Linked DNA regions of Homo sapiens: region 2 is linked to region 1. Evidence: read pairs that join two places in POLR2A ChIA-PET (ENCODE). Cell type or tissue: A673. All regions are shown on one strand. Each heading gives the region's core, and the rest is flanking DNA. Links, peaks and the distances in the headings are about the cores only. Region 1 holds the start of MRPL20-AS1 (MRPL20 antisense RNA 1). Region 2 overlaps GNB1 (G protein subunit beta 1).

Evidence for each region. ChIA-PET counts read pairs that join two places held together with the same protein. Peaks named below come from ENCODE experiments on the same cell type or tissue, not always from the same donor. Only the 100,000 strongest peaks of a DNase experiment are listed, where the experiment ranks them.
Region 2: POLR2A ChIA-PET joins it to region 1 with 5 read pairs; 2 of 35 experiments call an interaction of 5 or more read pairs at or near these places.

Annotation. Positions count from the first base shown.
Region 1 is chr1:1,387,814-1,403,772 of GRCh38, reverse strand. MRPL20 (mitochondrial ribosomal protein L20) reads left to right here. Exons shown (of 4, transcript NM_017971.4): 4 at 1,517-1,864. The coding sequence ends at 1,690. MRPL20-AS1 (MRPL20 antisense RNA 1) reads right to left here and starts at 4,243. Exons shown (of 3, transcript NR_015434.1): 1 at 4,084-4,243; 2 at 3,470-3,615; 3 at 1,727-3,168. CCNL2 (cyclin L2) reads left to right here and starts at 4,438. Exons shown (of 11, transcript NM_030937.6): 1 at 4,438-4,754; 2 at 5,102-5,176; 3 at 5,431-5,540; 4 at 8,259-8,379; 5 at 10,313-10,377; 6 at 12,908-13,007; 7 at 13,210-13,314; 8 at 13,402-13,543; 9 at 15,708-15,819; 10 at 15,904-15,959. The coding sequence starts at 4,467. RefSeq lists enhancers at 2,957-3,500, 10,311-10,811 and silencers at 3,886-3,945, 4,236-4,475, 4,546-4,725. In A673, for the core only: CTCF peaks have their summits at 1,401 and 1,604 (motif pointing right); a DNase peak (open chromatin) is centred at 1,612; H3K27ac peaks cover 261 bases.
Region 2 is chr1:1,838,603-1,854,561 of GRCh38, reverse strand. It overlaps GNB1 (G protein subunit beta 1), which reads left to right. Exons shown (of 12, transcript NM_002074.5): 2 at 15,324-15,372. Among named protein-coding and RNA genes, the nearest start is that of GNB1, 45 kb to the left of the region's middle. RefSeq lists enhancers at 1,979-2,791, 2,966-3,466, 6,533-6,772, 12,981-13,040. In A673, for the core only: no CTCF peak of the experiment used is centred there; a DNase peak (open chromatin) is centred at 7,241; H3K27ac peaks cover 2,099 bases.

The sequences.
Region 1 (15,959 bases), core at 181-2,680:
GGAGCGAACGGATGGTTTATGCAAGTGTAGCAAAATCTTGGTGATTACTGAATCTGGTCATTATGCTAGTCCCTCTGCTTGTGTACATTAAGTTTTTCCTAAAAGGTTGAGGGGGTGGGTATTTTGCAGAAGGCACTCTTTGGTGCTTTACAAAGATCTTCAGGGTAGGCTTAGGAGGTTTGACTTTCCCATTTTACTCAGGGAACTGTAGTTAAGAAAGGAGACATACTTGGCCGGGCACGGTGGCTCACGCCTGTAATCCCAGCACTTTGTGAGGCTGAGGCGGGTGGATCACGAGGTCAGGAGATCGAGACCATCCTGGCTAACATGGTGAAACACCATCTCTACTAAAAATACAAAAAGTAGCCAGGTGCGGTGGCGGGCACCTGTAGTCCCAGCTACTTGTGAGGCTGAGGCAGGAGAATGGCATGAACCTGGGAGGTGGAGCTTGCAATGAGCTGAGATCGCACCACTGCACTCCAGCTTGGGCGACACAGTGAGACTCTGTTTCAAAAAAAAGAAAGAAAGAAAGGAGACAGACTTTGCACAAAGCATACAGGTCACAGGTAGTACAGTTAGGTCACAGGTAGTAGGCCACTTTGTCCTCGGTAGCCGAATTTTGTGTTTTTGTTCCTTTTTTTTTTTGGATACAATCTCACTCTGTTGCTCAGGCTGGAGTGAAGTGGCGCGATCTTGGCTCACTGAAAGCTCCAATTCCCGGGTTCACACCATTCTCCTGCCTCAGCCTCCTGAGTAGCTGAGACTACAGGTGACTACCACCATGCCCAGCTCATTTTTTTGTATTTTTGGTAGAGACAGGGTTTCACCGTGTTAGCCAGGATGGTCTTGATCTCCTGACCTGGTGATCCGCCTGCCTCAGCCTCCCAAAGTGCTCAGATTACAGGCATGAGCCACCGCGCCTGGCCTTGTGGTTTTTTTTCTTGTATTTTTTAGTACAGACAGGGTTTCTCCATGTTGGTCAGACTAGTCTCGAACTTCCGACCTCAGGTGACCTGCCTGCCTTGGCCTCCCAAAGTGCTGGGATTACAGGCGAGACACCGTGCCCTGCCTTGGTAGCTGAATTTAATGCTCAAAGAGACGGCCCCCCTTTTCTACTCCTTAAACTCTGGCATTGTTCACTAGCTTCTGAAATCCTCTGTGGTTCTTGCAGGCACTTCCAGGTTGGCTTAAAGGGTTACCCTAGGCCAGCAGTCAGCTCAGTCAGGGTGGTGACCAAGGACCCTGAACAAGGTGTTTGGTTCCCCGGGCCGACATCAGGACTGGAGTCCAGCCTCCCTGCAGATTCCACAGGTGCTTCCCTCACCCGTGTCCACATTTATCCTTCAGCATCCTGCCTGGAAGTCCTCTGCTGTGCCACCCAGATAGGATTCTCCTAGGCCTTCCCTCCCCCCAGGCGAGTGTGCAGCTGGGTTCTTCCTGAGCCAGCGCCGCAACCACGCGGAGCCGGAGTGTGTGTCTCACACTGACAGCAGGTTCTGATTCATTCTTTTTTCAGTGCCAGGTGGAGCTCAACAGGAAAGTCCTAGCGGATCTGGCCATCTACGAGCCAAAGACTTTCAAATCTTTGGCTGCCTTGGCCAGTAGGAGGCGACACGAAGGATTTGCTGCTGCCTTGGGGGATGGGAAGGAACCTGAAGGCATTTTTTCCAGAGTGGTGCAGTACCACTGAGGACTGTTGCTGTATTGATTAGGAAAAGAGACAGAGTAATTTGCAGTTTGTTTGATTTATACTTTTGTTTATCTACAACCCAATAACAGACATGAGGGATGGCCCTGTCTCTCTGGGACAGAGCCTCACAGATGATGTCCATGTTTTGTGTGAATGAAACTCAAACACTCTTCAGTTTTTAGAGTCATTTTCTGGTATCGAGCGACCACACCGAGGAGCACACCCTGCTTCCAAGGCTGCTGCCTTCTGCACACAGTGGGGGATCCCCACCCACCCTGGCTCCCCTCAAGGGCTGCGTGCACAGTGCCCGCTTTCCAGTTACCTGACCCACCCTGAGTCCCTATTCCATTTTGCTCGGGGCTGACCTCAGACATGCCCTGTGGCTCAGCTCTGCCACTACTCAGAACACCAGCCTCAGCTTCCCTATGTCCCCCAGATTCAGCAGCCCAGCAGGGATTGGGGGAAATGCTCCCACATCAGGTGGGTGGTGGCCTGGTCCCTGCAGACTGGACTGGCTTTTCAGCCATCTCCAGGAAGCAACACCTAGCAGACAACTGTCCCTTAACCCCAAGGGTGATGCACACTTCTCCCCTGGTCTTTCTGCCCCCCGATGCCCCTACATTTACACAGCAGTGCGCAGACCCTTGCCGCAACCTGCTTGTCTTGCTGACCCTGCTGTAGGAGCGCCTAAACTGAGTGCCCGTCTCCCCTCCAAAGGCAGCTGGCTTGAATCCTGTGGGAACGTGCCCTTCACCCTTTGCCAGCAGTTGCTGGGGAGTCTTTCCGGCCCCTTTCTCAGACTCACCACCTACCTCCAACCTGCGCAGAACAATCAGCGTCCTGACCACTTGCTAGAGATGGCTTCAGGCCGACCACTCCATCCTCACTGCAGGCCTTCATTCCTTCTGGCTTCCATCACTGCATGGCCCCCTAAGAGGTCCCCCTCCTGGCCCTTGTCACTGTGCCTCATGACAGCCACTACGCCCTAAGCCTTTGGAGGCCAGGGACAAAGTCTCGTTCACTGTCCTTTCCGCTGCATGAGTGCAGTGTCTGGCCAGGTGCACGGGGCACTCAGTGCCTGTCAGCCCTTGGTAAACAGTCCTGGACAACAGGGTCAAGGACAGAGCCCTGGGCGGCCACATTCGGTGCGTGCTCCTGTGTTGTGGCAAAGCTGCCTTTTCTGCGTTTCATGTCAGTGAAGGAAGACAGGGATGTGGCAGAGCCCTGCGGGTTGCTCCCATCACTCACTCGGTTTGTGCCATAGTCCTCCTGTTCCCAGGCGGTCCCAGGGCCTGCCCCTGATGGGCTGGAGGCACCACCAACCTCCCACTCCTCTGGCAGTCACAGCTCAGGGAATGGGCAAGCAGCACCAATGAGAAACCAGCTGTGTGGTGGGGTTTCCAGAGAAGAGGAAATTCCTTCTTTCCTGGAGAGCGTGCAGCTGTAACTCACAGACGAGACATCCCTGAGCTACCAGCCTGGGGAAAGAGGACATGAGTAAAGCTGTAACCATACCGTGTTACCCATAACAGGCGGTGAGGAGAGTGGGTTTTGGTTGGCACTGTTTGAGCTGCAGTATCAAGTCATGGCAGAGCTAGTGGACAGCTGACCTGGGGGTGGGGGTGAGGAGCAATGGTGGCTTCTGAATTTGAGCCCGTCTGAGCTGGGCAGTTACTGGCAGCTCAGTGTGTGAACCTGCAACCACTCAGGCCTCTGCTGCCCTTCCCTCTTCCTGCCTCACCGTTCCCTGCCCCACGCAGGCTTCCCCACCATCCTCACCCGTGGTCCTGTACTAGTCCTGGCAAAGGTTCCGGTAACTGCAGCAACAGATACCTCCTGCCCCTCCTGCACAGCTGTGGTCGATCGCAGGACAGCCGCAGGTGATGAAAAACCGTGAACCCAGGACGGGCAGGGCGTGAGACCGCCTGCGGGAGGATCAGCGATGTCAAGACGTTACAAACGCACGAACCCCCTCGCCGTCTCCCTGGCGTTTGTGAGGTCCTGTCCAAGCTCCTTCACACGTAGATCACCGGGCCTCGCTCCCCCGACTCCTTCCGTGGGCCTGAACCTTGAGGTACTTAGGCCTCCCCACGCTGGAGGGGCTCTGTAGGGACGTCGAGGCCACGTTTCCAGTCATCCCTCCACCCGTCTCTCCCCAGGGGCTGAGTGTTGAAGGCAAGACTTTGCAGGAGTCTGGCGTTAATACGCATCCCCAAAGTCTGGAGTCGATAAGGACTGAAGACACGACGCCGACGGCGGCCGGGGGACACCGGGCATGCGCGTCTCATCCAGGGGGAGGCCGAGCGGAGCCTCTGACCCTGCCCCGCGCCCAGGGTTCAGCAGTGGGGGTCGTCCCGCCCCAGATCCCACCGAGATGGCCCCCCTTGACCCACAGGCCTTTCGAGACGCGAGCTTCCGCGATCCGGGGTCTCTGTGCGAACGTGGGCATCTTGGAAGAGTCCCAGCCCCGCTCGGGGCGCACAGGCAGGCGCTCTCAGCACGGCACCCGCGCCTCCGCTAGGGACAGACATGCTTCCGGGTCGGCCGGCACCGCGGAGTCCCCTGGGTAACGAGCCCGCCCCACCCGCGCCAGGTTCCGGCGTCGGCGTTAGGCGCGTTGCTGACGGGCAGGTTATGTAGCCAATTGCGGCTAGGCGGCGTCGCGCTGGTCGCGGGCCGAACCAATGGCACGCGACGGGGCGGGGCGGTGGCGGCCGTGGAGCTTCGCGAGGAGCCGCCCTGAGGGAAGAAGCCGAAGGGGAGTCGGCGGCACAAAATGGCGGCGGCGGCGGCGGCGGCTGGTGCTGCAGGGTCGGCAGCTCCCGCGGCAGCGGCCGGCGCCCCGGGATCTGGGGGCGCACCCTCAGGGTCGCAGGGGGTGCTGATCGGGGACAGGCTGTACTCCGGGGTGCTCATCACCTTGGAGAACTGCCTCCTGCCTGACGACAAGCTCCGTTTCACGCCGTCCATGTCGAGCGGCCTCGACACCGACACAGAGACCGACCTCCGCGTGGTGGGCTGCGAGCTCATCCAGGCGGCCGGTATCCTGCTCCGCCTGCCGCAGGTGAGGGCGCGGCCGCGAGCCTCCGGCCCAGGTAACCGCTGGGGCGGCAGCCGCCTTTGTTGGCGGCGAGTCGGGCCCGCACCGCCCCCGCCTAGACCCCGACCCCAGCCCCTGCCCCGACCCCAGCCTCGGCGCCATTCCCTAGCCAGCCCATGCCCCTGACCCGGGGCCTCCCCGCCCGCCAGTGCGCTGGATCCCGAGACGGCGGGACGCGAAGAGCCTTTGTGGACGTGGGAAGCGTTTCAGTGTTTGGTTCTGCGTGGGGAGTCCCACGTTACTCGATGACTTTCGGCCGCGAAGGCTTTGAATGGTGCGTTTGAAAATACGGAAACTTTCTTCTACTCTAGGTGGCCATGGCTACCGGGCAGGTGTTGTTCCAGCGGTTCTTTTATACCAAGTCCTTCGTGAAGCACTCCATGGAGGTAAGGCTTCCTCCTGCACTTCATTCCCAGCGAAGTATGTTGAGGGTAAAACGGTTTGTTACTTTGCCCGGTTACTAAGGGAGTGAGTACTTGCCCCCCAGTCTGAGCTCTGTGCCGGAGGGTTCTGTTTCTTGACTTTTTTTTTCCCCTGGGTGCACCTCCCTTTTGGTCTGAATAGCCCTCAAGCCTTTGGCGGCCGTCAGGACGCCGTGGCTGGGGACAAACATGGGCGTGTTGCAATGCTTCCGCTTCAGCATGTGTCAATGGCCTGTGTCCACCTGGCTTCCAAGATAGAAGAGGCCCCAAGACGCATACGGGACGTCATCAATGTGTTTCACCGCCTTCGACAGCTGAGAGACAAAAAGTGAGTCAGTCAGAGCTGTCTAGTCTATCATAGATGCCTATTTTCTTTATTTCTGATTAAGTTACAGTAAGGCTTGTATAACACAATACAGGCCTGAGGCTCTAAACCTGTGGGATATTCATGAGCGCAGTCTCAAGCTCCACCAACAGAGCCTGCTCAGAGGCATCAGTAGATGCGGTTTAGTAAGGGCAGGGGCTCCAGTGAGGACAGTGCGCTGTGGCGGGTCGCGCTGGGGCTGGCTTCCTGCTTTACCCATGTCAGTGCACGGCCCTGCTGCTGCTTCTGTCCCACAAGTTTCTGAGTGCTCTGGAGCAGGGAATCTTAATCTCAGCACTATTGACATTCAGGCTGGATAATCTTTTTTTTCCTCCTGAGACAGGTTTCCTGTTGTCCAGGGCAGAGTGCGGTGGTATGATCATGGCTCACTACAGCCTCAACCTCCTAGGCTCAAGAGTTTCTCCTGCCTCAGCCTCCTGAGTAGCTGGGACTATAGGAGCACGCCAACCATGCCAGCTAATTTTTATTTTTTATTTGGTAAAGATGGGGTCATGCTGTGTTGCCCAGGCTGGTCTCAAATTCCTGGGCTCCAAGGATTTGCTGGCCTTAGCCTCCCAAAGCACTGGGATTACAGATTTCAGCCACCGCATCTGGCTGGGTAATCTTTAGTTGTAGGGGATTCTCCTGTGTGCTGCAGGATTCAGCAACATCCCTGGTCTCGACTCACTGGATGACAGGAGTACCCCACCTTAGATGTGACAGCCAGAAATTCTCTCATACCAGATGTGGGAGCTCACACCTGTCATCTCAGCACTTGGGAGACTGAAAAAGGAGGTTTGCTTGAGGCCAGGAGATTGAGGCTGCAGTGAGCTGTGATGTCACCACTGCACTCCAGCCTGGACAACAGGGTGAGGCCCTGTTTCCAAAAAAAACGAAAGTCTGTTGATGTTGCTTCATGGCCCTGGAATAGTAAAATTTCTCCAGCAGAGAACCGCTGCCTCTGACCTTAGCCCAGGGTTTATGCACCTGAAGTTAATTGAAGTCCTTTAGAAAACACAGCCTCTGGCCGGGCTGGCCTGTAATCCCAGCACGTTGGGAGGCCTAGGCAGGTGGATCACCTAAGGTCAGGAGTTCGAGACCAGCCTAACCAATATGGTGAAACCCTGTCCCTATTAAGAACACAAAAATTGGCCAGGTGCAGTGGCTCACGCCTGTAATCCCAGCACTTTGGGAGGCCGAGGCGGGTGGATCACGAGGTCAGGAGATCGAGACCATCCTGGCTAACACGGTGAAACCCCGTCTACTAAAAATACAAAAAAGTTAGCCAGGCGTGGTGGCGGGTGCCTGTGGTCCCAGCTACTTGGGAGGCTGAGGCAGGAGAATGGCGTGAACCCGGGAGGTGGAGCTTGCAGTGAGCTGAGATCGGGCCACTGCACTCCAGCCTGGGCGACAGAGCAAGACTCCGTCTCAAAAAAAAATAAAAAAAAAATTAGCCGGGTGTGGTTGCGGGTGCCTGTAATCCCAGCTATTCGGGAGGGTGAGGCAGGAGAATCGCTGGAACCGGGGAGTTAGAGGTGCAGTGAGCTGAGATTGTGCCATTGCACTCCAGCCTGGGCAACAAAAGTGAAACTCTGTCTCAAAAAAAAAAAAAAAAAAAAAAAAAACAGCCTTGCCGAGCGCAGTGGCTCACGCCTATAGTCCCAGCACTTTGGGAGGCCAAGGCGGGTGGATCATCTGAGGTCGGGAGTTCGAGACCAGCCTGACCAACATGTAGAAACCCCATCTCTACTACAAATATAAAATTAGCTGGTCGTGGTGGTGCATGCCTGTAATACCAGCTACTTGGGAGGCTGAGGCAGGAGAATTGCTTGAACCTGGGAGGTGGAGGTTATAGTGAGCCAAGAGCGCGCCACTGCACTCCAGCCTGGGCAACAGAGTGAGACTCCATCTCAAAAAAAGAAAAAACATGGCCTCATCGGCCTCCCAAAGTGCTGGGGTTACAGGTGTGAGCCACTGCACCCAGCCCTTTTTTTTTTTTTTTTTTTCTGAGACGGACTCTCACTGTGTCTCACCGTGTCACCCAGGCTGGAGTGCAGTGATGCGATCTCGGCTCACTGAAACCTCCGCCTCCTGGGTTCAAGTGAATCTCCTGCCTCAGCCTCCTGAGTAGCTGGGATTACAAGCACCCGCCACCACGCCCGGCTAATTTTTGCATTTTTTTAGTAGAGACAGGGTTTCACCATGTTGGTCAGACTGGTCTTGAACTCCTGAGCTCAGGCAGTCTGCCTGCCTCGCCTCCCAAAGTGCTGGGATTACAGGCAGAGCCACTGCACCTGGCCCATCTGTATTTAAATAATTGTGCTTTCATTGGTTCTGTGGTTATTGAACTGTGAATATGTACCTTCCTATCGTGAGTCACATAAAGTGCTTTAGCATTTGTGCCACGAGATCCTAAAACTTGCTATGTTCGGTCTATGCTTGTGCACCAGAAGCTGTTGATCTATAAGGAAAAGCAGGGAGGGATCGTTGGGAAGGGATGAGGAGGTTGGCACTGGGCTGTGGGGAGCGGTGTGCAGTTTTGTTCATCAGAGGATGTGGACTTCATAGCGATGTTGTGTTGTGGGGTTTGTGTTAGGTGCTCATAGTTGGAGGTAACGACGGGATCTCAGAAGCCTTGCTCTGCTTGACTGTGGTGCAGACCCTGTGCTCTCTCTCTGGCAGGAAGCCCGTGCCTCTACTACTGGATCAAGATTATGTTAATTTAAAGAACCAAATTATAAAGGCGGAAAGACGAGTTCTCAAAGAGTTGGGTTTCTGCGTCCATGTGAAGCATCCTCATAAGGTGGGTGTGCGGCTCCTGCCCTGCGAGCCCGCCTAGGCCGCTGCTCCTGCCTGGCCGCCTCTCTCCACCTCAGTGCAGTTGAAGGCTCTGAAGAGGACTGAGTGCATCCCTGACTTGGCTTTCCAGTTTCTATTTATAATCTCAAGAATAGTTCCTGACGTATTCGTCTTCTAGTGTCAGCTGTTTATTTTAGTAACACATTTTTAAGTGTTTTGGAAATGGTATTATTTAAGTTTGGGCTTTCAAAAATAGTGGTGAGTTTATAAATGTTGAATTTTAGTTTATGTTTTCCTTTCTCTACAGTTAATTTTTTTTTGTTTTCTTTTTTTTTGAGATGGAGTTTCGCTCTATCGCCAGGCTGGAGTGCAGTGGCATGGTGGCAGTGGCAGTGGAGGCACAACCTCCACCTCCCGGCTTCAAGCCATTCTCCTGCCTCAGCCTCCTGAGTAGCTGGCACTACAGGCACGTGCCACCACGCCGAGCTGATTTTTGTATTTTTAGTAGAGACGGGGTTTCACCATGTTGGCCAGAATGGTCTTCATCTCTTGCCCTCGTGATCCTCCCACCTTGGCCTCCCAAAGTGCTGGGATTACAGGCATAAGCCACTGTGCCTGGCCTTTTTTTTTTTTTTTTTTTTTTTTCTTGAGACGGAGTCTTACTCTGTCATGCAGGCTGGAGTGCAGTGGTGCAATCTTGGCTCACTGCAACCTCTGCCTCCCAGGTTCAAGTGATTCTTGTGCCTCAGCCTCCCAAGTAGCTGGGATTACAGGCATGCGCCACCACACCTGGGTAATTTTTGTATCTTTAGTAGAGATGGGGTTTCGTCATGTTGGCCGGGCTGGTCTCAAACTCCTGATCTCAGGTGATGCACCTGCCTCGGCCTCCCAAAGTTCTGGGATTACAAGTGTGAGCCACTGCACCCAGCCTCAACAGTTAATTTTCTACATTTGCTTTAGTGATAGCTTTACTTTCTCTTATGGAGAAATTAGGGGAATTCTGGCCCCTTTAGTCTGAAATGACTGGCGAGTTTTGCGGCATGTACTGACTGAGGACCATGGCCGTGACACGGTCCCTCACTCCCAGCGTTGTGGGTGCCTTCTGTGTCACATGGAAACAAAGCACTTGTTTTCCCAAAAAATTGTTTCCATCTTTGGTTCCATCTCCTTTTTATTGGTGGGTTTCCTCATCTGCTTGTTCGGCTTTCTGCCATCTGTTCAAATTATCCACAAATTGCCCACCACAGATTGAAGTGCTTTTTTTTTTTTTTTGGAGACGGAATCTCGCTCTGTTGTCCAGGCTGGAGTGCAATGGCGCAACCTCAGCTCATGCAGCCTCCGCCTCCTGGTTTCAAGCGATTCTCCTGCCTCAGCCTCCTGAGTACCTGGGATTACAGGCGTGCACCACCATGCCTGACTAATTTTGTATTTTTAGTAGAGACTGGGTTTCTCCATATTGGTCAGGCTGTTCTCGAACTCCTGACCTCAGGTGATCTGCCCGCCTCAGCCTCCCAAAGTGCTGGGATTATAGGCATGAGCCAGTGTGCCTGGCCTGAAGTGTTCTTCTCTGTTTGCTGAAAGTATGTTCATATTGTGTTTTGGTGAGTTGTTAACTGGGATACAGAGACGTGTAGGACAGGCCAACCTCACTGGTGGAAAGGCATTGAAGACTAGAATGAAACCAGCCCCATGAAGAACGAGGCCTGTGCCGTGGGTTGTGTGGCTGGGCTCACGGGCATGCGTCCTGCCTGGCTGCCAAGGCAGACAGCAGGTGCAATCGCAAAGCTCCCTCCAGCTGAGCCGTCCGCCAGACGTGTGGCCAGGAGCCACTCCTGGGATCTAGCTTGAGGCTCTTGTTTGCTGCATGGACACCCACAAGATCTGAATTCTGGGCTCTTAAGGTTCTTGGTAATAACTGCCTGACCCGTATCTTCCAGATAATCGTTATGTACCTTCAGGTGTTAGAGTGTGAGCGTAACCAACACCTGGTCCAGACCTCATGGTGAGTTGAGCTTCCTTGTTTTATGAGACCAGCAAGGGCAGTGCAGGAATGTGTTGACTTGAGGCACTTGGGCAGTGGGTAGGCAGCCCAGTGACTTGGTTGTGGGCTGGAGTTGTCCGAGTGCCCAGTGCTCCTGCTGTATAAATTCCAATCAGACTCCCAAAATGGGCACTGGCAGTCACGGTAGGTGGCCCGTCCCCTCCCTGCAAGCCTGGACTTCCTGTGTCCCCCACCCTGAAGAGAGCAGTCAGTGGGCTTCCTCTGGGAGCTGTTGACTTGGCGCAGGGGGACCTTTTCCTGGGGAGGGTGGAGGGACAGGCTAGTGCAGACTTGGTCTGTTTCTCCACTGACATTGCATCCCATGGGAGAGGGGCAGAGAAGGTTCTGGGGCCGATTTTAGCAATGCATGTGCTAGAAAGGAACCCTAAAGTGCAATGTAGTATTTGGGGGATTCTGGGGATTCTGGTGAATTTTTTCCCATGGAGTTAAGTCTGTAAGGGTCATATTTTTGCTGACTGAATTGTCTGGTGCTATGACATGTTTAATAGAGAACCTATTTTGACTTTTCTTTTCTGTACTCTTTCAATCAAAGGGTAGCCTCTGAGGGTAAGTGACTAAGACTTCTCCTCTGCTGTCCAAGCGCTTTGGTGCAGGGACAGCGGCATCTTCAGCCAATCCAGTGCAGGCTCTCCACCGAAGGCTGGCTCTAGACTGGTGGTACGCACATAGCATAGCCATGGCCGACTCCTGCTGTGGTTCTCTGACGATTGTGCTTCTTGTTAATCCTCTGTCGTGCTTTGGTAATCGTATTGATTAGAGTTGGTAACTGTCTTGACTTGAATTTTGTCCCTTTAAAACTGCTGTACCTGTATGATAAAGATGCAGTACCTTTCTCTTAAAAAAAAATGCTATGGAAAGCTGTGAGAATTGAAGAGACAAATTGGCTGTGTCAGTGTGGGGTTATGTCATGATTTCTAGAAGCCCTGAAGTTGCTCTTTTGAGCAGCTTTGCATGACACGCTCTGGTAAAAGGTGTGCATCTTTAAATTATTTCATGGATACTTTGAAAAATATTGTATCACTTCAAATACAGCAATAAGTTTATATGTTCTCAAGATTTCATTTGTTTTTAAGAATTTTAAGTTCGTGGATTAATATCACTACTTGAATACTGACAGTTGTTGATTAGACACCGAAAGGTTACTGATTGTTGAATGTATCTGTGTTAGAGCTGTGCACTGGCACGCTTGCATCAGGGGCTGGGGCCACACGGCCGCCACACAGATTCCCCCGTGATGCCTGGAGCTGCTTCCAGAGCCGGGTGTCTCCAAGAGGCACCTGTAGGACTTCCCATTTAGAAATCTCTTGAGTGGGTTTGTATGTTACCTTCTCCAAGGTTTATTTAGGACAGAGATATTGCTGGAAGGTCATGGGTCAGATTCCCTCACAACCCACCTCGTCTGCGGGTGCAGCCCCACTCCAAGGCTCCCCGTTATTGGGGTATGTGAGGAGCAGTAAATATAAAACCAGTTCAACTGTCCTCATGGAATCACCCTTTCTGTTTTTGCAGTATTCATAAAGCTAGTGTAAGGTCTGGTTTTAGTCTATTAAATCTTAGAGATCTAAAGGAAATGCTCAAAATGTAGCCAGGTTTTAAATGCTTTAACTTTTAAAAAATGTAAATTTTTGTATGTTTATAGCTTCTAAATATGAAAGTTAAAGAATGTACTGTGATGAAATGTTCAGTATTATGTTGCTTCTCAGTATCATGTTGCTTCTCAGTATTGTGTTGCTTCTGATTCTATGAATGTTCATTTTAAGACCCCTTGTTGAAATGGGACAGTTGGCAGCGGCTCTGATGAGCCCGAGAAGAGGCCTGCCCTTGGGTGCGGAGTCTCCCTCCGCACGATGCTCCCACGCGTCCAACTTGCACCCAAGGGGCTTTTCCCTCTTCCAAGTGGACTCCTTCAAGGAAGCTGCAGCTCGGTCAGCAGAGAAGGGGCCTGCCGCCAGCGCCCTGGAGGAAGAGGAAGAGGAACCCAAGAGGATGGCTTGTCTCCCAGCAGCCACACCGGCTTTGTGCTCAGCCAGTTCATTTGAGTTTGCATGTTTCTCTGCACTATGGATTTTGAGCATTTAGATTTCTTTAATCAAAAGCGTTTTAGTGACTCCAGTAGACATTTTCTTTCTGAGGCATCGTGCTTTGCATGAGAGCAGGCCAAGGTTGAGGGGAAAAGTAAAGTTAAAGTCGGTTCTCTTTCATAGCAACACGTATTGTCTGACATTCAGCCAGCTTTTTTTTTTTCTAATAATTTCTGTGCCTTTCTGTCCTGTATTTACTGTATTTAGAAAAAGCAGCTAGAATATTTCTCCATTAACTCTTGAGATTCACAGGACTGTCTAGCTCTGAGTCCTAGCAATAGACTCCTTAGAGGAGTAGTACGTTTATCTAGATTTTCTCTAGATAATGCAGGCGGAAGACCTGGGTTCCCGGGTGGGGCATTGCAGTTCTTCCTGTGTTTGGCTTCCAGGAATTACATGAACGACAGCCTTCGCACCGACGTCTTCGTGCGGTTCCAGCCAGAGAGCATCGCCTGTGCCTGCATTTATCTTGCTGCCCGGACGCTGGAGGTCAGTGTGTTGCTACTATGGAGAGATTCTAGTCTGATTTTTTTTTCTCCAGCCTCCAGTAAACTTTACTGTGTTATTCTTCAAATTACTCTAATCTGGGCCAAAGCATTTTCGTGACCAACAGGCTGTTTTTTAATTGTCCTGAGTCTTGCTGGCCGTGAAGTTGAGGAAAGTGTAATGATGATAGTGTTTGTTTTTACAGATCCCTTTGCCCAATCGTCCCCATTGGTTTCTTTTGTTTGGAGCAACTGAAGAAGAAATTCAGGAAATCTGCTTAAAGATCTTGCAGCTTTATGCTCGGAAAAAGGTTCTTCGGCATTTTTTCATGTAACGTATGCGTTTGTGTTTGGCCAGAAACACCTGGTTCTGAACGGACACCTTCTGGCTTTTGCAGGTTGATCTCACACACCTGGAGGGTGAAGTGGAAAAAAGAAAGCACGCTATCGAAGAGGCAAAGGCCCAAGCCCGGGGCCTGTTGCCTGGGGGCACACAGGTGCTGGATGGTACCTCGGGGTTCTCTCCTGCCCCCAAGCTGGGTGAGTCTGTTAGAGTGCAGGAATCCACTCCCCACAAAGGCAAAGACTGGTGACTCTCCCCCGCCTCCATTCTGGGGTATGTGCTCCTTCCAGACATTTTTTTTTTTTTTTTTTTTGAGACAGGGTCTCTGTCACCCAGGCTGGAGTATGGTGGTGTGATCGCAGCTCACTGCAGCTTCCAACTCCTGGATTCAAGTGATCCTCCCACCTCAGCTTTCTGCATAGCTAGGACTACAGGCACATGCCACCATGCTTGGCTAATTCTTTTTGTTTGAGACAGAGTCTTGCTCCAGCCCAGGCTGGAGTGCAGTGGCGCAATTTCCTCTCACTGCAAGCTCCGCCTCCTGAGTTCACACCATTCTCCTGCCTCAGCCTCCTGAGTAGCTGGGACTGCAGGTGGCCGCCACCACGCCTGGCTAATTTTTTGAATTTTTAGTAGAGACGGGGTTTCACCAGGTTAGCCAGGATGGTCTCGATCTCCTGACCTCGTGATCTGCCCACCTCAGCCTCCCAAAGTGCTGGGATTACAGGCGTGAGCCACCGTGCCCAGCTGTGCTTAGCTAATTCTTTATCTTTTTAGTTGAGTCTGGGTCTTGCTATGTTGGCCGGGCTGCTCTTGAATTTCCTGGCCTCAAGTGATTGTCCTGCCTCAGCGTCCCAGAGTGCTAGGAGCATAGGCACCTGGCCTTTCTGTTGATTAGCAGGGAGTATGACAGGTTGTCTGAAATGCTTTTGTTTATCCTGCTGCCCAGGTAGCTTGTCATCTGATGAAGGTGTTATAGTGTGGGGCCATAGATGATACACGTCATCAGACCTAGAGTTCAGTGTGATGCAAAGGGCCTGTCTGCAGTTCTTTTTTTTGAGATGGAGTCTCGCTCTGTCGTCCAGGCTGGAGTGCAGTGGTGCGATCTCAGCTCATTGCAAGCTCCACCTCCCGGGTTCATGCCATTCTCCTGCCTCAGCCTCCTGAGTAGCTGGGACTACAGGTGGCCGCCACCACGCCTGGCTAATTTTTTGTATTTTTAGTAGATATGGTGTTTCACCGTGTTAGCCAGGATGGTCTCAATCTGGCTTCGTGATCCACCCGCCTCGGCCTCCCAAAGTGCTGGGATTACAGGCATGAGCCACTGCACCCGGCCTGCATTTCTTTTTTTGAGACAGAGTTTCTGTCTTGTTACCCAGGCTGGAGTGCAATGGCGCTGTCTCAGCTCACTGTAACCTCTGCCTCCCGGGTTCAAGCGATTCTCCTGCCTCAGCCTCCCAAGTAGCTGGGATTGCAGGTACCCGCCACCACACTGAGCTAATTTTGTATTTTTAGTAGAGATGGGGTTTCTCCATTTTGGTCAGACTGGTCTTGAACTCCTGATCTCAGTTGATCTGCCCGCCTTGGCCTCCCAAAGTGCTGGGATTACAGGTGGGAGCCACTATACCCAGCTTTTTTTTTTTTTTTTTTTTTTCTGAGACGGAGTCTTACTCTGTTGCCCAGCCTGGAGTGCAGTGGCGCTATCTGGGATCACTGCAAGCTCCGCCTACCAGATTCTGGTGATTCTTGTGCCTCAGCCTCCCAAGTAGCTGGGATTGCAGGCGCCCACCACCACGCTCAGGTAATTTGTGTGTGAGTGTGTGTCTATGTATATATATATATAGAGAGAGAGAGAGAGAGACACACACTCACATGTTTTGGGGTTTTTTTGTTTTGTTTTGTTTTTCTTGAGACAGAGTCTCGCTGTGTTGCCAGGTGAGTACTGTGGCGTGATCTCGGCTCACTGTAACCTCCGCCTCCTGGGTCCAAGCGATTCTTCTGCTTCAGCCTCTGGAGTAGCTGGGACTACAGGCGCGTGCCACCAAGCCCAGCTAATTTTTGTAGTTTTAGTAGAGATGGGGTTTCACCATGTTGGGCAGGATGGTCTCAATGTATTGACTTTGTGATCCGCCCTCCTCGGCCTCCCGAAGTGCTGGGCTCACAGGCGTGAGCCCCCGCGTCCAGCCCCATCTGCATTTCTGTGATGTCTGTGTAAGTTCTGGGTCCCAGCTGGGAGCCGGAAGTTACAGTCTGCTTGCGTCGCTGTTTGACCTGTAGAGGGGCCTTATCTCGCTCTACGAACTTGTTTCTTATTGGGAGAGTGTTTTGTGGTTGGCTTTTAACCTCTTGTTCTGATTCTAGTGGAATCCCCCAAAGAAGGTAAAGGGAGCAAGCCTTCCCCACTGTCTGTGAAGAACACCAAGAGGAGGCTGGAGGGCGCCAAGAAAGCCAAGGCGGACAGCCCCGTGAACGGGTAGGACCCCAGGGCTGCCCAGGTGGCTGTCAGGGTTGGCTGGAGGGACTTCTGCTTTGTAACTGGCTCCTGTCCTGTTCACAGCTTGCCAAAGGGGCGAGAGAGTCGGAGTCGGAGCCGGAGCCGTGAGCAGAGCTACT
Region 2 (15,959 bases), core at 5,924-8,423, 450 kb before region 1:
AGGTTTTGTAGTGAGTCCCTCTTGCTGTGTATCTGCTGCTTCATTGTGGTCCCCTTCCTCTACCTTTTTTTTATGACTGAGCTTTTTTGTACTGTCAGAGTTTAATTTAAGAGAAGGATAGCAGTTGGACTGAACATTCCAGGATGGAGACAATAAAGTTAATTTGTCTCTCACATTCAGAGGTAGAAGTGGCAGGCTTTGTCAGTGTTTCAGCAGGTAAGAAATCTTGACTAGTAGGAATAAGTCAGAATCTCAGGGACTCTTTATACCTGTTCACCCTGTCCTTGGGACCCCGCTCAGATTTCTCCACACCAGAGTGGCCTTCTCTGGCCACCTTCTAAGAGAGACCTCCCCATCTCACCTGTTTCCCCTTCTTACGTAGTTTTATGTTTCCTTAGCAATGGATAGCAGTTGATGTATCAAAATAAAGACTTGCACTGTTCGCTTAATGCCTTCCTCGACCAACAAGCAAGTTCTAGAACAGCAAGTGCTGTGTCTTGTTTCCTACGGACTCCCCTGAGCTGTGGTGCCTGGCACATGATTGGAGATGGGCAGGTCGTTGTTGAGTGAGTGAATGAAGCCATACAAATACGAACCCAGATATTGAGGCCACTTTATTGTTAAATGTTTTATCAACAATTGACACTTCTATCCTATTTTCATGTTGTTATATAATATGACTATATATGTACTCAGACTCCCAAGTAAATATTTGTGCTTACTTTACTCTGACCTAAACTGGTGCCTGGCACCAGAGTAGGCTCACAAAATGCTTTTCTCACAGTGACCGCCTAACAAACCTAGACATTAGCTGAGGTTTATAGAGCACTGTGTCATTCTAAATAGCCTGAAGACATAGTTTCTATTATTCCTGTTTCCAGTTCTCTTTCTAAATCACAGATGATTTAGAATATGGGTTATAAAAACATTTCCAACTCAGGGTACTTTCTATATTTTGTGGGTTTTGCAGGAAATAAGCTAAGTTTTGGAAGCATGTCTTTTTTCTTGCTTGGTGGGGAGATATTTTACCTTTAAAAATTGGCTCTCATTCTTTGAGGCAAAAATATGTTCATGTTTCTAGGATTTCTCTTTAAGAGACTAGTGGTCAGAGTTCGGCAGAGACCACCAAAGTTGTCTGGGGTGTTCGTGCCCATGTGTTTGGCCCTTTCTAGGCTTACTTGACTCCCTGGGGAGGAGTACCTGGGAATACAGTCAGTAAGAGCTTTAAATTAGGCCAGGCTAAAAAGTTTGATTTTTTCCGTAGGAGGAGTATTTGAAGACTTCTGAGCGGAGGAGTCGCATGTCAGAGCTGTCCTTCAGAAAGATAAATCAGGCAGTGCTGTTAAGATGGATTGAAGTGGAAAAGAGGTGGGATAGAGACACAGATTAGTAACGGGCCAGGCAAAGATGGTAAGCCATCAAGAGGCTGAAGCAGTGGGAGTGGAGCACAGGGGCAGGAGGGGAAAGGGATGGAAGGGAGGCTTGAGTCTGTGCTGCAGGAGAGCTGGGAGGGACTGCCAGCAGGTTTGGAAAGGAAAGGGGTGCTGAGGCTTGCTTTACACTGGTGGAATCTGAAAGGATTGAACCCTCAGAGCGCTGCAGTGCGTAGAGCTTTCTAGGAACTGGGGTACATTCAGGGAAAGGGAATAAGGAGTGGATCCTCGACTTGAGAGAAGAACCACAAAAGAACCAGTTGAGGGTTCAGAAGGGGGCGTGACTGGGTGTGGCAGATGTGGAGCTGGGTTGGTGAGAGCAGGATGAGGGGCTGTTGCTGGCTCCTGAGTGTAGGGTAGGCCCGTAAGTTGCACTCCACTCAGGGGCTGAGAACCTGTGTGCATAGCAAGGCACACAAGACATTCACTTTTTTTTTTTTTTCTTAAGAGACAGAGTCTCACTGTTGCCCAGGCTGACATACAGTGGCTCGCTGCTGCCTTCAACTCCTGGGCTCAACCAGTCCTCCTGTCTTAGCCTCTGGAGTAGCTAGGACTACAGGTATGCACCACCATGCCAATTTTTTTAAAAAATATTTTGAGGCCGGGCGCCGTGGCTCGAGCCTGTAATCCTAGCACTTTGGGAGACTGAGGCGGGCGGGTCGCGAGGTCAGGAGATCGAGACCATCCTGGCTAACATCGTGAAACACCGTCTCTACTAAAAATACAAAAAAAATTAGCCAGGCGTGGTGGCGGGCGTCTATAGTCCCAGCTACTTGGGAGGCTGAGGCAGGAGAATGGTGTGAACCCGGGAGGCGGAGCTTGCAGTGAGCCGAGATGGCGCCACTGCATTCCAGCCTGGGCGACAGAGCAAGATGCCGTCTCAAAAAAAATTTGAGAGGCAGGATCTTGCTATGTTGCCTAGGCTGGTCTGAAACTCCTGGCCTCAAGTGATCGCCCCCTGGTATTACAGGCGTGAGCCACCACGCCTGGCTCCTAACGTTTGGCATCTCTTTTTATATATTCAACCACAATATGTTGATTTTTTTTTTTCCAGTAAAGTGAATGTCTCTTTATTTATTTTTTTTGAGACGGAGTTTCGCTCTTGTTGCCCAGGCTGGAGTGCAATGGCGCTATCTTGGCTCACCGCAATCTCTGCCTCCTGGGTTCAAGCATTTCTCCTGCCTCAGCCTCCCGAGTAGCTGGGATTACAAGCATGCGCTACCATGCCCGGCTGATTTCGTATTTTTAGTAGACATGGGGTTTCTCCGTGTTGGTCAGGCTGGTCTCAAACTCCTGACCTCAAGTGATCCACCCACCTCAGCCTCCCAAAGTGCTGGGATTATAGGCGTGAGCCGCTGTGCCCGGCCGAATGCCTGTTTAACAGACATTCAGTCTACTGCCAAAATAAAGTAAAGGCTTGTCCTCATGGTAGCCTGCAAGACTGTTTGCATCTTCATGTGAAGTTGTATGGCTTGCTTTTCTGCATTTGTTCTGTCCTCCTCTAGGTGTGAGTAGTGAGGTTTCCTCTTTGGCCAATATTTTTTTAAATTAAATTTAATTAATTAGTTAATTTTTGAGACACAGTCTTGCTGTGTCGCCCAGGCTGGAGTGCAGTGGTATCCCAGGTTCAAGCGATTCTCCTGCCTCAGCCTCCTGAGTAGCTGGGATTACAGGTGTGTGCCACCATGCCCTGCTAATTTTTTTTTTTTTTTTTCTTTGAGATGGAGTTTTACTCTTGTTGCCCAGGCTGGAGTGCAATGGTGCAATCTCGGCTCACTGCAACCTCCGCCTCCCGGGTTCAAGCGATTCTCCTGCCTCAGCCTCCCGAGTAGCTGGAATTACAGGCATGCACCACCACGCCTGGCTAATTTTGTATTTTTAGTAGAGATATGGTTTCTCCATGTTGGTCAGGCTGGTCTCAAACTCCCGACCTCAGGTGATCCACACGTCTCGGCCTCCCAAAGTGCTGGGAATTGCAGGCATGAGCCTCCGCGCCTGGCGCCTTGCTAATTTTTGTATTTTTAGTAGAGACGGGGTTTCACCATCTTGGTCAGGCTGGTCTCAAACTCCTGACCTTGTGATCCGCCCGCCTTGGCCTCCCAAAGTGCTGGGATTACAGGCGTAAGCCACCGCGCCTGGCCGGCCAGTATGTTTTTGAGAAAAATACATGGTGCCACGAAGTTGAAGGCAGCCTTCCCCTGAGGATTATAAAATCCAAACCCAACTGAAGACTAGATTGAATTAACCCCTCATCCCCACACAGTAGTGGCTCAGACAAAGAGGTGTACCCAATTCTGGTTTTATTGAATATCATCTGATAATTCAATAAAAAATTATGAGATACACAAAAAAGCGATTTCTTGTTAAGAGAGAAATAAATGGAAGCCAACTTAGAGATGACCCAGATATTGGAACTGCCAGAGACTTTAAATGACTGTGATGGATGTGGTAAAAGATTGAGTGAGAAAGGTATACAGCATGCATTATATGTGAAAAGATCGAGAATTTCAGGAGGCAGAAACTCTAGAAAAAGTTAAATTGAAATGTTAGAGATTCTTTAAAAACATTATAGATGAATAATTTTCTCAGTGAGTTTGTCAGCAGATAGGAAAGAATCAGTGAAACTGAAGATAGGTCAATAGAAATCCAAAATGAAACAAGCAGAAGAAAATAAACCAGAACAAAAATAGCATTTAGGCTGGGCGCGGTGGCTCACCCTTGTAATCCCAGCACTTTGGGGAGGCCGAGGTGGGCAGATCACCTGAGGTCGGGAGTTCGAGACCAGCCTGACCAACATGGAGAAACCCCGTCTCTACTAAAAATAAAAAAAATTAGCAGGGTGTGATGGCACATGCCTGGAATCCCAGCTACTCGAGAGGTTGAGGCAGGAGAATCGCTTGAACCTGGGAGGCGGAGGTTGTGGTGAGCCAAGATCCCGCCATTGCACTCCAGCCTGGGCAACAAGAGAGAAACTCCATCTGGAAAAAAAAAAAAAATTAGCTGGGTGTGGTGGCGGGCACCTGTAATCCCAGCTACTCAGGCTGAGGCAGGACAATCACTTGAACCTGGGAGGCGGAGATTGCAGTGAGCTGAGATTGTGCCATTGTACTTCAGCCTATGTACAGAGCGAGACTCCATCTCAAACAAAAAAAAAGTGTTGAGTAGTTGTGAGACTATAGCAAACTGTCAAATATACAGATAATTGGAGCCCTAGGAAGAAAACGGGGCAGAAGAAATATTCAAAGAGCTAATGGTTGAGAATTTTTTCATTAGTAAAAGACAACAAACCAGAGGTCTGTGAAGTTCAGAGGACTCCAAGCACCATAAATATAAACAAAAAACCCTCAACACCTAGGCACATTATAGTCAAACTGCTGAAAGTCAAAGAGAAAGTTTTGAATGTAGCCAGAAAAAAAGTATTTCATACAGGCCAGGCATGGTGGGTCATACCTGTAATCCCAGCACTTTGGGAGACTGAGTGGCAGACTCACTTGAGCCCAGGAGTTTGAGAGCAGCCTGGGCAACATAGCGAGACTTCATCTCTACAAAAAAAAAATTATCCAGGTGCTCTGGCGGTGCCTGTGGTCTCAGCTACTCAGGAGACTGAAGTGGGAGGATCGCTTGAGCCTGGGAGGTTGAGGCTGCAGTGAGCCAAGATTGTGCCACTGCACTGTAGCCTGGGTGATAGAATGAGACCTAGTCCCACAAAAGACTTCCTCAGACAAAAGTTGTGGGGTTTGTTGCCAGTAGATCTGCCCTGTGAGATGGAGGAAGTTCTTCAGGCAGAAGTGTATCCCATCACACTGCAGTTATCTTCTGGTGCTATATCTAGTTTAATATAAATCAGACCAGGCAAATGAAGAGATATATACAGCAAGGCCTAGCAGAGTCTCAAGCACACATCCTCCAAGCCCTCTCCCCATGGAGTCTCTCCTGACAAATCGGGGTCAATGAGCTTCTAACCAGGAAGCTCCCCTGAGCCTTGGTGTTGAGAGTTTTTATTGGGGCTTTGTTACTTGGGCACAATTGATAGAGCACAATCTCTAGCCCCTCTCCCACCCCAGTCAGAATGGTTTCAAACCCCAACCGTCTAATGTCATGGTTTGTCTTTCTGGTGACCAGCCTCTATCTTGAGTCAGCTCATCTCAGCAAAAACATGGAGGCTCATGAATAACAAAGACATGCCTATCACTCCGGAACATCCAATAGTTTTTGAAGCTCCTTCTGAGGAACTGGGAACAAAGACCCAGAAGGAGTCTTCAAAAAACATGTAGAAGTAAAATGCTAGACAGTTGTGTTACAAAGAGTGAAAGGGAAGGAATATCGTGACCCTTAACACAGGGATTAGGAGTGCTAACCTGCTGTGCAGTCAAAATTCTTCTATCACTTGACTCCCAAAACATGAACTACTAATAGCCTGCTATTGACTGGAAGCCTTACCGATAGCAGTCAAAAGACAGTTTTTATGTTTTATATATTATATATTTTTGTGATCAAGCTAGAGAAAATATTAAGAAAATCATAAGGGAGAGAAAAATGTATTTACTATTTAATGAGTGGAAGTGGATCCCTCATAAAGGTCTTCCTTCTCATTTTCAGGTTGAGGCTGAGGAGGAGAAAGAGATGGGATTGGTCTTGCTGTCTTGGATGGAGGTGGTGGAAGGGGAGGTAGGAGAGACAGGCATACTTGGTGGAACTTTACTGAAATACATAATTTCTGACTTCTTTCTTTTTCGTTTTATTTTTTCTTTTTCTTTTTTTTTTTTTTTTTGCCTGGGCTGGAGTGCAATGGCTCAGTCTTGGCTCACTGCAGCCTCCGCCTCCTGGGTTCAAGCGGTTTTCCTGCTTCAGCCTCCCAAGTAGCTGGGATTACAGGCGCCCGCCACCATGCCCGGCTAATTTTTTTTATTTTTAGTAGAGACAGAGTTTCACTGTGTTGGCCAGGGTGGTCTGGAACACCTGATCTCGTGGTCTGCCCGCTTTGGCCTCCCAAAGTGCTGGGAGTACAGGCCTGAGCCACCGCACCCGGCCTGCTTTTTCATTTCTCTAAAAAAGTTTCTGTATGATAGCAACCTTCTGTTGTATGCTTTAGTTTTAGTTCCTGTGCCATAAAAGCTCTGTGTCCTAAAGAAGTCAAGTGCAGTCTTGGGGAATGGGGACCTTCTGCCAGATTGCCCAGTGTCCACGTGTTTTTGGCACTGCTTCTTTCTCATCGTTTGGCACCACGTTGGAAGTACTGACATCTGTCAAGGTGTGTTCTGTTAATTCCTCTGGTGTGGTGTCTAATAGCTCTTGAATTTCTCTAAGATCCACATGTTGAAGTCCTTACCCACCCCCCTACCCTTTTAAAAGCATATGCACAGTCTTTTCATGATTTCCTCGTCTGGCTCTCGTAAATCCTGTGAGGTCAGGCGCAGCATCTGGACGTCGTCCTCTCCAGCAGGAGTTGATTGTTTCAGGCTCATGGCCTTCACAGCTTTTTCTGTAACAACCTTGGCATCTTCAGCAGGATAATCCTTCCAGACTTAAACAATGTTCTGTCTATTGGGATTCTCTTCCATAGCATTGACAATTCTTTCCATAGAGTACTGTGTGTTATGAGCCTTAAAGGTCCTTATGACCCCCTAATCTAGAGGCTGAAGGAGAGGTGCTGTGTTTGGGGGTAAGTAGACCACTTCATTGCCGTCAGTATTGAACTCATGGGGTTCTGAGTGGCCAGGGGCCTTGTCCAATATCTAAAGAACTTTAAAAGGCAATCCCTTACTGGCAAAGTGTACTTCCTGACTGCAGACAAAGAACATCGATGGAACCAGTCCAGAAAAAGGGATTTTGTTGTCCCAGTCTTGTTCCACAACCAAGAGACTGGCAACTGGTGTTTATCTCTTCCCCTTCAAGGCTCAGGGGTTAGCAGCTTTGTAGATAAGAGCAGTCCTGATCATAAACCCGGCTGCATTTGCACAAAGCAGTAGAGTTGGCCTCTCCCTGCCTGCCTTCAGTGCTGGGGCTCACTTTTCTTCCTTACTAATAAGTGTCCTTTGTGGCAGTTTTTTCCAGAATAGGGCACTTTTGTCTGCATTAAAAACCTATTCAGGAAGATTTTCTTTTCCTCAATGATTTTCTTCATGGCATCTGGGAACCCTGGTGCCTCTTGGTTGGCAGAAACTGCTTCTCCTGTTATCTTAACATTTTTTAAGCCAACCCTCTTTCTAAACTGATCAAGCCACCCTTTTGCTGGCATTAAATTCTCTAGCTTTAAGTCCTTCACTTTCAGCTAGAACCAGTGGCTCATTCCTATAATCTGAGCACTTTGGGAGGCCAAGGGAGGAGGATTGCTTGAGACCAGGAGTTGAAGACCAGCCTGGGCCACATAGTGAGACCCTCTCTCCATAAAGAAACAAAAAATTTAGTCACGTGCAGTGTGGCACATGCCTGAATCCTTGCTACTTAGGGGGCTGAGGCAAGAGGATGGCTGTGCCTAGGAGTTCAAGGTTTCAGTGAGCTGTTCAAGGCTGTCACCCACTTGGGTGACAGTGAGACTCTGATTGATTGATTGATTGATTTTGAGATGGAGTCTCACTTTGTCTCACAGCCTGGAGTGCAGTGGCATGATCTCTGCTCACTGCAACCTCCGTCTCCTGGGTTCAAGCGATCCTTCTGCCTCAGCCTCCCGAGTAGCTGGGATTACAGGTGCCAGCCACCACGCCTGGCTAATTTTTTTGTTTTTAGCAGAGATGGAGTTTCACCACGTTGGCCTGGCTGGTTTCGAACTCCTGAGCTTAGGTGATCCGCCTGCCTTGGCCTCCCAAACTGCTGAGATTACAGACATGAGCCACTGCACCCGGCTAAATCTTACTCCTTCTATGTGTATTGGCATTCCTCTGTAAAGAAGAGCTTCGCTTTTCCTCTTTTTTTTTTTAATTTATATGTTACCATGTGCTTGTGTGTTCTTTTTTTAGATCCAGTAAGGTATATTCCATTACCATTGTTCGTCATGTTGACCCTCAGATTGTCCTAAATTTGGCCAGCAGACTTCCTTCAAGCTGGTGTGTTTTTGACATGTTCTTTTTAGTTTTGGAGCCCTTCCTTTCTGCCATAGCAAGAGGGTTCCTGTGCCAGACCTTGAGGGAGTGATTTCTCAGAGGAACCCTGAAGCTCCTTTTAAAGGGAACCGTTTTTATAAAACCAAGATTTGGGCTTTGTGTGTGGAGAGGTCGTTGCTTCCAGACCTTTCAGTTGACAAGAGATAGGAGATATACGTGTGTGTGTGTGTGTGTGTGTGTGTGTGTGTGTGTGTGTGTGTGTGTATGGACTTACACACAAATGATTCTACAGCGGAATAAATGTATAGAGAATTTCCATTGTCTCCAAATTCAGATTGAACCCCAGGGGGCCATTCCTTGCTTTCAGATAGTCCGTGTTGTGCCTCCCTTCTCCAGTGTGAGCCTTGCTCCCCAAATAACCATATCTTCGCTTATTTCGCTCTGGCATACATATCCATATTAATATTTTAAGCATTATTATTATTATTTTTATTTTATTTTATTATTATTTTTTTTGAGACGGAGTCTCGCACTGTCACCCAGGCTGGAGTGCAGTGGCACGATCTCGGCTCACTGCAAGCTCCGCCTCCTGGGTTCACGCCATTCTCCTGCCTCAGCCTCCTGAGTAGCTGGGACTACAGGCGCCCGCCATCCCACCTGGCTAATTTTTTGTATTTTTAGTAGAGACGGGGTTTCACTGAGTTAGCTAGGATGGTCTCAATCTCCTGACCTCGTGATCCGCCCGCCTTGGCCTCCCAAAGTGCTGGGATTACAGGCGTGAGCCACCGCACCCGGCCTACTTTAAGCATTATTATGCCACCAATATGACGCTTAAATTTCAGAACTCTATTTGCCCTTAGAATGTACCCCCACGTTTGTACAGTTAGAGTATTCTAAATTAACGTGATGTCTTTAGACCTTTTTTTGGTTGGTTGGTTGTGTTTTACAGGTATTGTTATCTTTTTATTGATACTGAACTCTAATTTTTGTTTGAAAGAAGGCATTTCTAGTTTGTTTTTATCCTGTTTATTAGTATGATCATATATAGTTGAAGATTATGATACAGAGTTGTCATTAAGTTCAGTATTATTTCACATTCTAGTTGTTCAGTGTGTTTTTGAATTAAAGAATTATTTGGAAGGGAGTTTACTTTGTTTCTTACAAGCCCCCAGGCCTTTAGGCAAAACTCTTGGGGCTGGATGTTTTCCGGAATATAGACTTTTTCAGGGTTGAGAAAGATGCAGTGAGTATGTTACATGTGCACCACACTTACGGCAAGGCTTTAATCAGATACCCCAAAGTTTGTAGTAAACATAAGACTGCTCACCCTGAATGTGAGAAAGTCTGCCTAATGCCGTGTGTCCTATTCTGGTTTGGGTATCTCAGAATTGTAGATAACCAGTGGTGCACTTATGTGTTTCCCATCTTAGGATTATGTTGATAGAGAAGAAATCATCCCCCACAAGTATACCTGTACTTGATTAGAAATATTAATGCAGCTTGTAGAGAAATTCTCTAGGTATGTCTCAAGGATTCAGTTTCTAGATTTTGAAAAATGCTGAAATAAAAGTATAAGTACTAGGATATGTGCAAAGAAGTCATATTAATATTTAATATTGCTAAATTAGCTGTATAGAGTCAGTTGATTTTATCAAGAGCCTTGAAAAAGTGCCCATCTTTTTCTTTTTTTTTTTTTTGGAGACGGAGTCTCACTCTGCCATCGAGGCTGGAGTGCAGTGATGCAATCTTGGCTCACTGCAACCTCCCTGTCTCAGGATCAATTGATTGTCCTGCCTCAGCCTCTCAAGTAGCTGGGACTACAGGTGCATGCCACCGTGCCCGGCTAATTTTTTTATTTTTTAAATTTATTTTTATTTTATTTTAATTTTTTTTTGAGATGGAGTCTTGCTCTGTCACCCAGGCTGGAGTGCAGTGACGCAATCTCAGCTCACTGCAAGCTCTGCCTCCCGAGGTCACGCCATTCTCCTGCCTCACCCTCCCAAGTAGCTGGGACTACAGGCACCCGCCACCACGCCCAGCTAATTTTTTGTATTTTTAGTAGAGACGGGGTTTCATCGAGTTAGCCAGGATGGTCTCGATCTCCTGACCTCGTGATCCGCCCGCCTCGGCCTCCCAAAGTGCTCGGATTACAGGAATGAGCCACCGCACCCGGCCAGTAATTTTTGTATTTTTAGTGGAGAGGGTTTCACCATGTTGGCCAGGCTGGTCTCGAACTCATGACCTCAGGTGATCCACCCGCCTCGGCCTCCCAAAGCACTGGGAGGTGCGAGCCCAGCTCCTGATGTTCTTTAAGGGTAGTGCTACTGGTTTAGGGTTACATTATTGTGGGACTGGTAGTCCTGTCCTTAGTGTGGGGTTCTATGAGCTGGATAGTCAGAAAAAGAGCATACATTTGGGTCATCTTGTTTTTAGCCAGAAATGGGTCCAGACAACTCTCCATGTGAATCCAGGCTAAGGTGATTTGATAGCACTTTTAGCATCCTTACTCCAATCTTGAGTCATGATTTGAGCCACAGGGCAATCTAGGCATTAAAATAGAGCAGCTGGGTGCGGTGCCTTGTGCCTGCAATCCCAGCACCGTGGAAGGCCGACCTGCAAGGATCGTTTGAGCCCAGGAGTTAAAGACCAGCCTGCGCAGTATGGCAAGACCCCATGTCTACAAATATATATATATTTTTTAATTAGCTGGGCATGGTGGCACACACCTGTGGTCCCAGCTACTCAGGAGGCTGAGGCAGGAGGATCACCTTAGCCCAGGAAGTCGAAGCTGCAGTGAGCCATGATTGTGCCACTGTACTCCAGACTGGCTGACAGAGGGTGACCCTGTCTCAAAAAAATAATTAATAATGATAAAATAGAGCAGATTATGTATAATTTTTTTTAGTAGTATTTCTCTTCCTACCTGTCCCTTGATCTGGAAAGTACTTGAAAAGATTTATATTTAGTGGTTGAGATAATTGTGACAGTTGAAGAGTTCTCAACTGGGGTCAGTATTGCCTCTCGGGATGCCAGGTGGCTGTTACAGCTGGGGAAAGGAGCACTACTGGCATGCTGCCAGATATCCTCCTGGGGACACACACACACCCCTGCCTAAAATGTTCATTGTGCTGAGGTTGAGACCCATGCTTTGAAACTTGATTTGGTGGCACTTTTCGGGTATGCTCATAGGACCCTGCCCCGGAGCGAGGCTTCGCTTCCTGAAGTCTGGGGTAGTTTGCATCATTCACTGTTTACTCCTGTGTGCCTTTTCACACCCAACTTTTTTTCTGAGGTGAAATTCACATAACATAAACCATTTTAAAGTGAATGATTCGGTGCCGTTTAGTACATTTACAATGTGTTGCAACCACCGTCTCTAGCTAATTCCATGACATTTTCATCACCTCAAAAGGAAACCCTGTACCCATTAAATAATTGTCCACTGCACACACATGTGCATGCACACGCAGACACATGCAGCCCCTGGCAACCACTGCATTCTGTCTCTTTGGATTTGTGTGTTCCGGATATTTCATGTAAATGGGGTTGTATATATGTGGCTTTTTGTGTATGGCATCTGTCACTTAGCATATTTGTGAGGTTTGTCTGTGTTCTAGCAGAGACAGGACCAGGACTTCTTTTTTTTTTTTTTTTGAGATGGAGTCTCACTCTGTCACCCCGCCCAGGCTGGAGTGCAGGGGTGCAACCTTGGCTCACTGCAAGCCCTACCTCCTGGGTTCATGGCATTCTCCTGCCTCAGCCTCCAGAGTAGCTGGGACTACAGACGCCCGCCACCATGCCCGGCTAATTTTTTGTATTTTTAGTAGAGATGGGGTTTCACCGTGTTAGCCAGGATGGTCTCAATCTGCTGACCTTGTGATCTGCCCGCCTTGGCCTCCCAGAGTGCTGGGATTACAGGCGTGAGCCACCGTGCCTGGCAATTTTTGTATTTTTAATAGAGACGAGGTGGCCAGGTTGGTCTTGAACTCCTGACCTCAGGTGATCCACCCGCCTCACCTTCCCAAAGTGCTGGGATTACAGGCGTGAGCCACCACGCTCGGCCTCCTTTATCTTTATAGCTGAATAATATTCAATTGTTTGGATAGACCACATTTTATTCATCCATTCATGCTCAGTGGGTATTTGGGCTGTCTCCACCTTCTGGCTGCTGAGTACTGCTGCTAAGAACATAATGTGTACATGCATTGAATCCCTGCTTTCAGTTCTTTTGGGAATATACCTAGGAGTAGAATTGCTGGGTTATGGGGTAATTCTGTGTTTAATTTTTTGAGGAACTGCCAAACTGTTTTCCTTCCACACTCATTTTTACTGCCGGAAAAGTACGTGCTTGCTTGTACATAAGCAGCATAATTGCAAAACGAAACTACTTTAAGTAAATGAATTAGAATTCACAGTTCAACTGGGAGATATTTCAGTTTGTTGATTCATCTACTGACTCCAGACTAGATGTGTGCATGTGAGTTTGCAGACTCACAAGACACTGAATTAATAGGCAGGTGGTGACCTGTGAAGCCTCCACAAGTGGTCTTTTCACATAGTTTAATTTGAGGGAGCGATTACAGAAGCATCTTTAAATGTTCTGAAATCAGGCCAGGCTCAGTGGCTCAGGCCTGTAATCCCAACACTTTCGGAGGCTGAAACAGGCGGATTACCTGAGGTCAGGAGTTTGAGACCAGCCTGGCCAACATAGTGAAACCCCATCTCTACTAATAAATAATAAAAGGCATGGCGTGTGCCTGTAATCCCAGCTACTCAGGAGGCTGAGGCAGGAAAATCGCTGGAACCTGGGATGCAGAGGTTGCAGTGAGCCAAGATCATGCCACTGCACTCCAGCCAGGGTGACAGAGTGAGAATCTGTCTCAAAAAATTAATAAATGTGGCCATGTGCAGTGGCTCACGCCTGTAATCCCAGCACTTTGGGAGGCCGAGGTGGGCAGATCACGAGGTCAGGAGATCGAGACCATACTGACCAATATGGTGAAAACCCGTCTCTACTAAAAATATAAAAATTGGCTGGGAGTGGTGGCATGTGCCTATAATCGCAGCTACTCAAGAGGCTGAGGCAGGAGAATCACTCGAACCAGTGAGTCGGAGGTTCCAGTGAACTGAGATGATACCACTGCACTCCAGCCTGGTGACAGAGCGAGACTGCTGTCTCAAAAATAAAAAAAATACAATAAATGTTCTGAAATCAGAAGAAATCTAGAATTGGACATATTTTCATTCCACCAGAAGTATGTCAAGAGGAGTCAGAAACCTCTCTTGTGATCTCTGTCACCATTCAAGCCACCTTCCTGGGCACCAGGGCCAGGCACTGGATGGGACCGTGTCAGCAGGAGAGGGACAGAGGGAGGGATTGGAAGTGTCCCAACATAGACTTGCCAGGACTCACAAAGTAGTTATTTAGTGGCTTCCTTGAGATTCAGATGAAATGCTCTCCACTGTCATGCCAAACAGGCAAAGTCTGGATTAAATTAATCTTCAGAATTTGTTGAATTGTATTAGTGTTGTGTCTGTGTGTGTGTGTGCGTGTGTGTTTTGAGACAGAGTCTCGCACTGTCACCCAGGCTGGAGTGCAGCGGCACGATCTCGGCTCACTGCAATCTCCGCCTCCTGTGTTCAAGCAATTCTCCTGCCTCAGCTTCCTGAGTAGCTGGGACTACAGGTGCCTGCCACTACGCTCGGCGAATTTTTTGTATTTTTAGTAGAGATGAGGTTTCACCATATTGGCCAGGCTGGTCTCGAACTCTTTACCTTGTGATCCGCCCAACTTGGTCTCCCAAAGTGCTGGGATTACAGGCAGGAGCCACGGTACCTAGCTTTTTTTTTTTTTTCTTTTCGAGACGGTGTCTTGCTCTATCACCCAGGCTGAAGTGTAGTGGCGTGATCTCCACTCACTACAACCTCCACCTTCTGGGTTCAAGTGATTCTCCTGCCTCTGCCTCCCAGGTAGCTGGGGTTACAGGTGCCTGCCATCACGCCTGGCTAATTTTTTTAATTTTTAGTAGAAACGTTTTTTTTTTTAGTTCGCTGCCAAGAACATAATGTGTTCTTAAAACACATTAAAATTAAAAACATTTAATTTTTAGTTAGCCACGTTGGCCAGACTGGTCTCGAACTCTTGACCTCAGGTTATGCGCCCACCTCAGCCTCCCAAAGTGTTGGGATTACAGATGTGAGCCACCGCGCCCAGACTGTTGTGTGTTTTTGTTTTGAGACAGATTCTTGCTCTGTCACCTAGGCTGGAATGCAGTGGAATGATCTCGGTTCACTGCAACCTCCACCTCCCGGATTTAAGCGATTCTCCTGTCTAAGCCTCCTGAGTAACCGGGATTACAGGCTTGTGACACCATGCCTGGCTAACTTTTTTTTTTTGTATTTTTAGTGGAGATGGGGTTTCACCATGTTGACCATGCTGGTCTCCAATTCCTGACCTCAGGTGATTTGCCTGCCTCAGCTTCCCAAAGTGCTGGGATTGCAGGGGTTAGCCACTGGGCCCGGCCTGCATTAGTTTTTAAATTGTTACTGTAATTTTTCTAGTGATAGGATTCTAACCTCTGTGCCCATACTTTTCAGTTTAATTCAAGGTATTTTCCCTGGGGCATTTCTAAGGATTCTTAAAGAAGTTGAGATCTGATTTCTTATTTTGTTCCCATGCTGAAAAACAAAATATGACAGTACTGCTAAATAAAGCAATTTTGGGGGAGAAATAGTAATAGGGAAGGGTCAAATTTATGTGTCGTTGCATAAAATATAGCTACTAGCAAAATAGAATATTTTATTCACAACCTGAGTGCAATACAAATACAGCCTTTTCTGTTTGTTTCAGACAAATTTACATGTATTGGAGACCAGACCAGAAGCCCTTCTGAATTAAGGTAATTTTGATATATTTGATCCTCATCAGTTTTAGAAAGACAATATATAAATTTCTTCAGAGTTTGTTTTTATAAATAGCTGGTGGGTTGGTTTTTTAAAGAGACAGTGTTTTGCCATGTTGCTCAGACTGGATTCTAACTCCTGGGGTCAAGGGGTTCTCTCACCTCAGCATCCTGAGTAGCTGAGGCTATAGACATACGCCAGCATGCCTGGTCAATACCCTGGTTTTTGTTACAGTTTTTTTCTATCTCTTTTAAGCCAAAGTTGGTTTTCAAAACAATTTGATCCTCAAAAAAAGCTTCCATTTAGTGTTGAGCAAGAAGGTTTAGGGTCCCAGTGATGAGGATTTACCTTCTGAATCAGAGTGGTACATCGCTAGTTTTTTTCGTTAGAAAGCAGGAGAGCCCTTTTTTCAAATCAGATCTTAGTTGAAATACCAATATATGGCCGGGTGCGGTGGCTGATGCCTGTAATCCCAGCACTTTGGGAGGTCAGGTTGGGTGGATCACGAGGTCAGGAGATCGAGACCATCCTGGCTAACACGGTGAAACCCTGTCTCTACTAAAAATACAAAAAATTAGCCGGG